2 separate regions of the Homo sapiens genome follow, and region 2 is linked to region 1. The links are chromatin contacts, found by Hi-C or POLR2A ChIA-PET in ENCODE. All regions are on one chromosome and are shown on one strand. Each heading gives the region's core, a stretch centred on a gene start or an enhancer-like site at or near the end of the contact. The rest is flanking DNA. Distances are from core to core; before and after follow the strand shown. Region 1 holds the start of HYI (hydroxypyruvate isomerase (putative)). Region 2 holds the start of CCDC24 (coiled-coil domain containing 24).

Evidence for each region. A loop is a pair of places that touch in the nucleus more often than their neighbours do. ChIA-PET counts read pairs that join two places held with the same protein, here RNA polymerase II (POLR2A). Pooled maps may share reads with other maps.
Region 2: a loop to region 1 is called in a pooled map, with 4 times the contacts of the local background. The contact joins the promoter of CCDC24 here to the promoter of HYI in region 1. A Hi-C loop is called at or near these places in 2 of 50 pooled maps. POLR2A ChIA-PET finds 5 or more read pairs at or near these places in 2 of 52 experiments (OCI-LY7 and naive thymus-derived CD8-positive, alpha-beta T cell).

Annotation. Positions count from the first base shown.
Region 1 is chr1:43,452,329-43,455,465 of GRCh38, forward strand. It overlaps HYI (hydroxypyruvate isomerase (putative)), which reads right to left and starts at 1,603. Exons shown (of 8, transcript NM_001190880.3): 1 at 1,267-1,603; 2 at 1,058-1,169. The coding sequence starts at 1,465. SZT2 (SZT2 subunit of KICSTOR complex) reads left to right here. Exons shown (of 72, transcript NM_001365999.1): 72 at 1-1,919. It overlaps HYI-AS1 (HYI antisense RNA 1), which reads left to right and starts at 1,599. Exons shown (of 2, transcript NR_174945.1): 1 at 1,599-1,725. RefSeq lists an enhancer at 1-379 and silencers at 1,170-1,229, 1,340-1,639.
Region 2 is chr1:43,989,858-43,993,279 of GRCh38, forward strand. CCDC24 (coiled-coil domain containing 24) reads left to right here and starts at 1,742. Exons shown (of 9, transcript NM_152499.4): 1 at 1,742-1,889; 2 at 1,990-2,147; 3 at 2,355-2,530; 4 at 2,666-2,782. The coding sequence starts at 2,022. It overlaps B4GALT2 (beta-1,4-galactosyltransferase 2), which reads left to right. Exons shown (of 7, transcript NM_003780.5): 7 at 441-1,311. The coding sequence ends at 591. RefSeq lists silencers at 1,896-2,005, 2,146-2,195.

The sequences.
Region 1 (3,137 bases), core at 353-2,852:
AGATGGACTGGAGGCCTTGCCTCCCTTGGCTCTCTCTGCACCTCTTCCAGGATTCCCTGACTGTGCCAGCCCTCGTCCGTCTCCCCAGGTCTCCAGTCCATGGCACCTGGGTCACGATGCCCAGGTATCCCAGCACTTTCAGAGACACTTCAGTGATGGCTGAGGGGCAAGCCCTTTCCCAGACATCTCAGTGTCCACCCACCGCCTCCTGCCTCCAGTACTTTCCAAAACCTTTCCTTCCCTCGGTCCTTCTCCGCAACCTGTAACCTGCTAAATTCTCACCTTTAAAAATTGTCCTGACCTTTGCTTGCCCTTCTCAGGTATTCCATGCTGCTGTCTCTACTTCCTCTCCTCGCATCTACTTAGCCTTTTCCCATCTGTTTTCTGCCCCCACCATTGACCAGTAGTGATCCCCTCTTGCCAGTTCCTTCTGAGCCTGTTTGGCCTCTGCAGGATTTGACATTTGAATCAGCCCCACTTTGAGCCGTCCACCTCCTCCCATCATCCCCTGATCTTAGCCACATCCAGCTCCAAGCAGACATTCCAGGCCTCCCCATCCCAACAGGCTACATACATGTCCAGCCTCAGGAACGCTGCCAAATACACCAGGCCTCCTCTTGCCACAGCACCCTTGCAAGGAACACTCAACTTCCTGCCCATCAAGCAATGCCCACTCCTTGAAGACAGTCCAAGCATCACTACCTGTAAGCAGCTTTCTCTGATCCAGACAGGGTTAGGTGCCTACCCTGCTCCCACAGCTTCCTGGAATAGGCCTGTCCTCAAATGCATCACTGTATATATTTACTCTCCTATCTGCCTAGGCAGACTGAGCTCCCAGCATGGGATCCCAGCATGGGGTGAGCATGAAAGAGTGGCAAACAGAGTGGCATAAGACAGATAAAATACAAAAGGCAATTTACAAAGGACCAGGACCGCAGAGGCAGAGATAAACCAGTGGGCTCAGACTTCTGAGCGTCTCAGATCTGGCGTCCTCGACTCCCTGAACCTGCATCAGGGTCATGGGTCACAGGGGTGGGGGTGGGGTGGAGCGGGGTACCTGGGACAGCCCAGGGCTTTGGCATACCGCACGGCCTGCTCCAGTCCCTCTCGGAAGGCCGCCTGTCTCCCGGGGACGGCCCCCAGCCCCATTTCCCCCTTCTCTTGGTCTCCTGCAGAGAGAACGGGCCTCAGCCCCCGGCTCGGACACTCCCCTGCCCGCGCCCCGGCACCCCCCAGCCCTCCCAGCCCTCCCGGCCCGCGACGCACCCGGGGGCGTGTTGATCAGTACAAGCCGCAGCCCCGCTTCTCGCGCGGCGCGCGCCAGCGCCTCAGGCGTCTCCGCGTACGGCCAGGCCACCTCGACGGCCTCGAAGCCCGAGCTGCCCGCGGCCCGCACCCGCGCGGGGAGGCCGGAGAGCTCGGGGAATAGCCAGGACAGATTGGCGGAGAAGCGCAGCGGCGCCATGCCTGGGGAGGCCGGGCCGGGCGGAGTCCGCGGGATCCAAAGGCGGCGGGCGGCGGGCGGCGGGCGGCGGGCGGGGGCGGGGCTCTCCTTGCTGGCCCTGCGAACGAACGAGCACTGTTCGTGGTTAGAAAAGCGAAGTGCTGTAAAAACCCGGGCCTTCACGAAAAGCGCCTACGGTTAGCGAGAGAGGGATCACGGGGAGAGGCGAAGGGGCGGAGCGAGGGCGGCCGGAAAAGGAGCAGGACCCGCGCCTGGAGAAGGTAGGGAGGCCGAGCTCCAGGGCCTGAGAGCCGGACGCGAAGCAAGAGAGAGCTGGCTGCCCGAGGGCCCGGTTGCAATGATGGGACGCGCACTTTAATACTGAGTCTTTCCTCTGATTATAAAAATGCTATCTGTTCGTTAAGCAACATTTGAAAGCTGTATGACCAAATAAAGAAGCACTTTTATACCGCCAGTTATCACACCACTAGCCTGTTGGCTTTCCCGTCCAAATTTTAAAATATGCAATTTTTTTCTTTGGAAATTCTGATCATTCGGTATATGCTGTTTTATAGCTCTTTTTCATGGAATATTATTTTGTGAGCATTTCCTCGTGTTTTCCAATAGCCTTCAAAGTCAGTGCCTTCGCTGCTCATTGTCGCACACCTAAGCAGCAAGTCATTATTGTACTTTGTGGTTGGATATCGTGTGTGTGCACGCGCGCTGCAAGCGCACTTTCAGGCACTTCTTAGTCCCTATCTCTGACTCTTTTCCGAGTCTTTTTCTAGAGATGTCCATCACAGTGTTTGCCCGTTCACGCCGCTAGTCTTTTGCAAGGGAAACCGCCCCATTGGAGCAGCTATGGGTGAGCTGTCCCTTTTTAGCCTTAGCCTCAGCTGATTGGACCAGGGAGGTCATCTGATCCCAGGGCAGCCAATCCATAGACTGGCCAAAAACCTCTTACTTGCGTCGTTTGGAAAGGTAATTTAACCAATCAAGAGTTCAAACAAGGAAATGCTGAGAGTCAACAGGTGGTGTTGCCAGAAGGTGACTGGGCTGTAGAAACGAAATAAGACAGTCCTATGGTAAAGAAAAGCTAGAGCGGAAAGGAGGGGAACCAAGTCCTGTGAATAGAGGTAGCACCCTGAGAAACCCATGTCATCCCAAGGGTGCCCAAACCCATAGCTGCCCCCAGGTCTGTGCACTTAAGGCTGGGATGCTTAGACTTTCCTGGGTTTCTGTCTCTGTATAGCCTCTTAATGTTTCTTGAGATAATTTGAATGATTTTACTTTCATCTACAATAACCCAACTGATTGGGCAGGTTCTTATGGGTAGAATTACATGGTCAAAAATAGGAACATATTTAAGTTGTTGATATCTTAAATTTCCTTTGAAAAATATAAATTTATATCCCAACAATTCATGAGTAAACGTCATCTTGATCTATCGTCTGTGCTAACTTTGACAGAGAAGCTTAAAGTGCAACATTAGGAACACCCAGCTCCCACTGATTGTTCTGTCAACACTCAACTCCATCTCAAATGAGGCCAGCTCAGACACCAGGGATCCAGCCTGATCCCGTGGTGAACCCAAATTCTTGGCAGGTTCTGTTTCTTCAGCTCTGCCTCCAAGAACAGACTGCTGCCAGCTGACACTGATCACCTGATTTCATGCTCTTTTGCAGCTGGTTTT
Region 2 (3,422 bases), core at 492-2,991, 540 kb after region 1:
CATTATACAAATTGTTTTAATATTGGTTATCTCAAGTCCTGTACTTGTTTAGCTGCTACAGAAAAAGAAAATCCTCGCGGCAGTTAGAGCATAGTCTCTTCTTTAAGTGCAGAGGTGCAAGACTTAACCCTTGCCTGGCATGGCCTTAGATCCTATTTATAATTAGGTATCTTATTGACACAAACAATGCATTCTGTCAGTCTTGTGATCTCTGCTTTGACGTTAATGCTGGTCATTTGTTGTGTCTAAGCTGCAAAAGGGCGTGGGCATAACATGGCATGTTTGACGTCCCTTCCCATCATAGCTGGAAACCCTGTTTTTAAGGTTCCCTGGGGTCCCCTTGGCCAAAAGGGGGTCCATTTAGTTGGTTGGGGGGTGTAGGATTTTATTTTTAGTTTACAGTTGTTAGCCCTGATGTGGACCATTTCCATCCTATCTAGGTTTACCAAGATTCAAAACACGAAGCTGACCATGAAGCGGGACGGCATTGGGTCAGTGCGGTACCAGGTCTTGGAGGTGTCTCGGCAACCACTCTTCACCAATATCACAGTGGACATTGGGCGGCCTCCGTCGTGGCCCCCTCGGGGCTGACACTAATGGACAGAGGCTCTCGGTGCCGAAGATTGCCTGCCAGAGGACTGACCACAGCCTGGCTGGCAGCTGCTCTGTGGAGGACCTCCAGGACTGAGACTGGGCTCTGTTTTCCAAGGGTCTTCACTAGGCCCCCTAGCTACACCTGGAAGTTTCAGAACCCACTTTGGGGGGCCTCCTGCCTGGGCAGGCTCTTCAAGTGTGGCCCTCTTTGGAGTCAACCCTCCTTCCCGACCCCCTCCCCCTAGCCCAGCCCCAGTCACTGTCAGGGTCGGGCCAGCCCCTGCACTGCCTCGCAGAGTGGCCTGGGCTAGGTCACTCCACCTCTCTGTGCCTCAGTTTCCCCCCCTTGAGTCCCCTAGGGCCTGGAAGGGTGGGAGGTATGTCTAGGGGGCAGTGTCTCTTCCAGGGGGAATTCTCAGCTCTTGGGAACCCCCTTGCTCCCAGGGGAGGGGAAACCTTTTTCATTCAACATTGTAGGGGGCAAGCTTTGGTGCGCCCCCTGCTGAGGAGCAGCCCCAGGAGGGGACCAGAGGGGATGCTGTGTCGCTGCCTGGGATCTTGGGGTTGGCCTTTGCATGGGAGGCAGGTGGGGCTTGGATCAGTAAGTCTGGTTCCCGCCTCCCTGTCTGAGAGAGGAGGCAGGAGCCCCAGGGCCGGCTTGTGTTTGTACATTGCACAGAAACTTGTGTGGGTGCTTTAGTAAAAAACGTGAATGGAGCAGCTCCCTTGTCTGTTTGGGGGTGGGGGTCGGGTCCCTGAACGTGGTTACCCTGAGTGTGTTGTGGTGGAAGGGCACTTGGGGAACCTGGCCCAACAAGTAAACCTGACCCGGGCCATCCTGGTTCTCCAAGCGCTGCCACTCCCTAGGCTTTCACTGGCCTTAAGGGGAAGTTTGTCCTTGCACTGCTTCCGGGACAGTGGAGGCGACGAAGTAATAAACCCGTGGACCCAGATTTCTCAGGTCTTAACACGTTCCCTGAGGCCTAAAGGTGCCCAGGGCCGAGCCCAAAGTGCTTGGGTCAGGGCTCGGTGGAGCGCCGAGGTGAGTCTGAACTCCCAGCCGGCACGCGCCGCCCGCCGGACCAAACACGGGAGGGGGCGGGGCCCTAGAGTCGCGGCGTGGTTTCCCGGGTGATGGCCACGCGGAAGAGGTGGGGCTAGGGCCCTGGTTCCCACTGCCTGGTTTCTGGGCCCCCGGCATCCGAGTCGGCCAAAAGCCGGGCAGAAGAGAGCGCCAAGGACTGGCAGTTCCGGAACGGGCAATCCCAGCCGAGGGGACCAGCGGCAGAGCACGGGTGGGGCTTGGGAGAGGGCGGGGCCCATAGAGGGGCGGGGTTTGGTGAGCGTTGCCGGCGGGCCCGCGGTACCTCCCGCACTCTGACCTGCGGCCCGTAGGTCCGAGCCGGGGACGGCGGCGTCGGTGGGTCATGCTCCGGCACTCCCCCTCGCTGTGGGAGCTGGTGGAGGAGCACGTTCCGCTCCGGGAGCGACGCGAAGTGAAGAGGATTCTGGGGGAGGCGGCGGTGGACCTGAGCCTGGAGCTGCGGGCGGAGGTGGGGAGAGGGAAGGTGGGCCACGCCCCTGGCCTGCCCCACGACTCGGGTGATTTCCCACCTCTGCGGGTCCCTGGCCCTGCCGGGTAACTCCCGAGATCCTATCCTGGTCTCCCCTTTGACTCCGCCCTCTCCCTCACTCCCCCAGCCCCCACCATTCCGGACACTCCCCTCCCCAGTCGCAAGGTATCCCAGCTCTCCTTGCAGGTGGCGATGTTACGGGCACTGCTCCAAGAGGCTCGATCCTCTCAAGCCCCCAGCTCCCGCCCCATCTCTGACCCCTCTTCTCTTCTGGCACCACCGCCTCTCCTAAAGGACCTCTTGCGCCAGGAGCTCCGGCAGTTGCTCCAGGGTCTCCGCCACAAAGCCATCTGTGAGGGCAGGTGGGAGCCTCAGGCCTGGGCCCTTTCCCTAGATACCAGGTGGGCTAGCGCTGCCCCTAACAAGGAGCCAGGGTTGCCTTTTCTGTGGTTTCCAGAAAGGAGCCTCTCAGCTTCCTTCCTGTGCACCTTCTGCAGGGACCAGGCCCAAGCTTGGGTCCAGTATAGCCCCAGGGTCCTGCACTTTGCCTTGGAGGAGCCCAGGTGTGATTTGCCAGAACAGGAGATATTCCAGATGAGAGGTGGTGGGCCCAGGTAAGGTGATGGTAGGAGAGAGGGATCTGTCCCTGCTTGGCAGAGGGCCCTAGCCCACTGGTGGGTTGCACCTGGCTCCATGCAGGAGATTCCAGTCACGGGCTGGGCACTTCCACCGCCACTTGTGATAGAGATTATCAGCCCATGAGGGCTACTGAAACCCAGAGGAAACACCTGCCTAGCCTGGGGACAGGCAAAGCTTCCTGGAGAAAGTGGTTTGATCTGCGTGTTGTAGTATGAGGAGCAGTTTTCAGGGAGATGAAAGAGAAGAGCTTTGTAGGAAGAGGGAAGAAAGGAAGCCATGTCCAGCAGGCGGTTGTTCCTCTGGCCTAGAGAACAGGAGTGAGGGCTGGGCTAGGGAGGCAGGGAGAGCTGAAGAGGATGGTCACAAATGGTATTTACAGCTGGGACTGAATGAGATAAAATATTCATAAGTGGATGGCAGCAACTTCTTATTCTAATCCTCACACAGCCTGAGGAGGTGGGCAAAATCTCCATTTTGCACAAGAGGAAATTAAAGGCCGGGCATAGTGGCTCATGCCTGTAATCCCAGCACTTTGGGAGGCTGAGGCGGGAGGATGGCTTGAGGCCAGGAGTTTGAGATCAGCCTGGGCAATACAGGGAGACCCCATCTTTACAA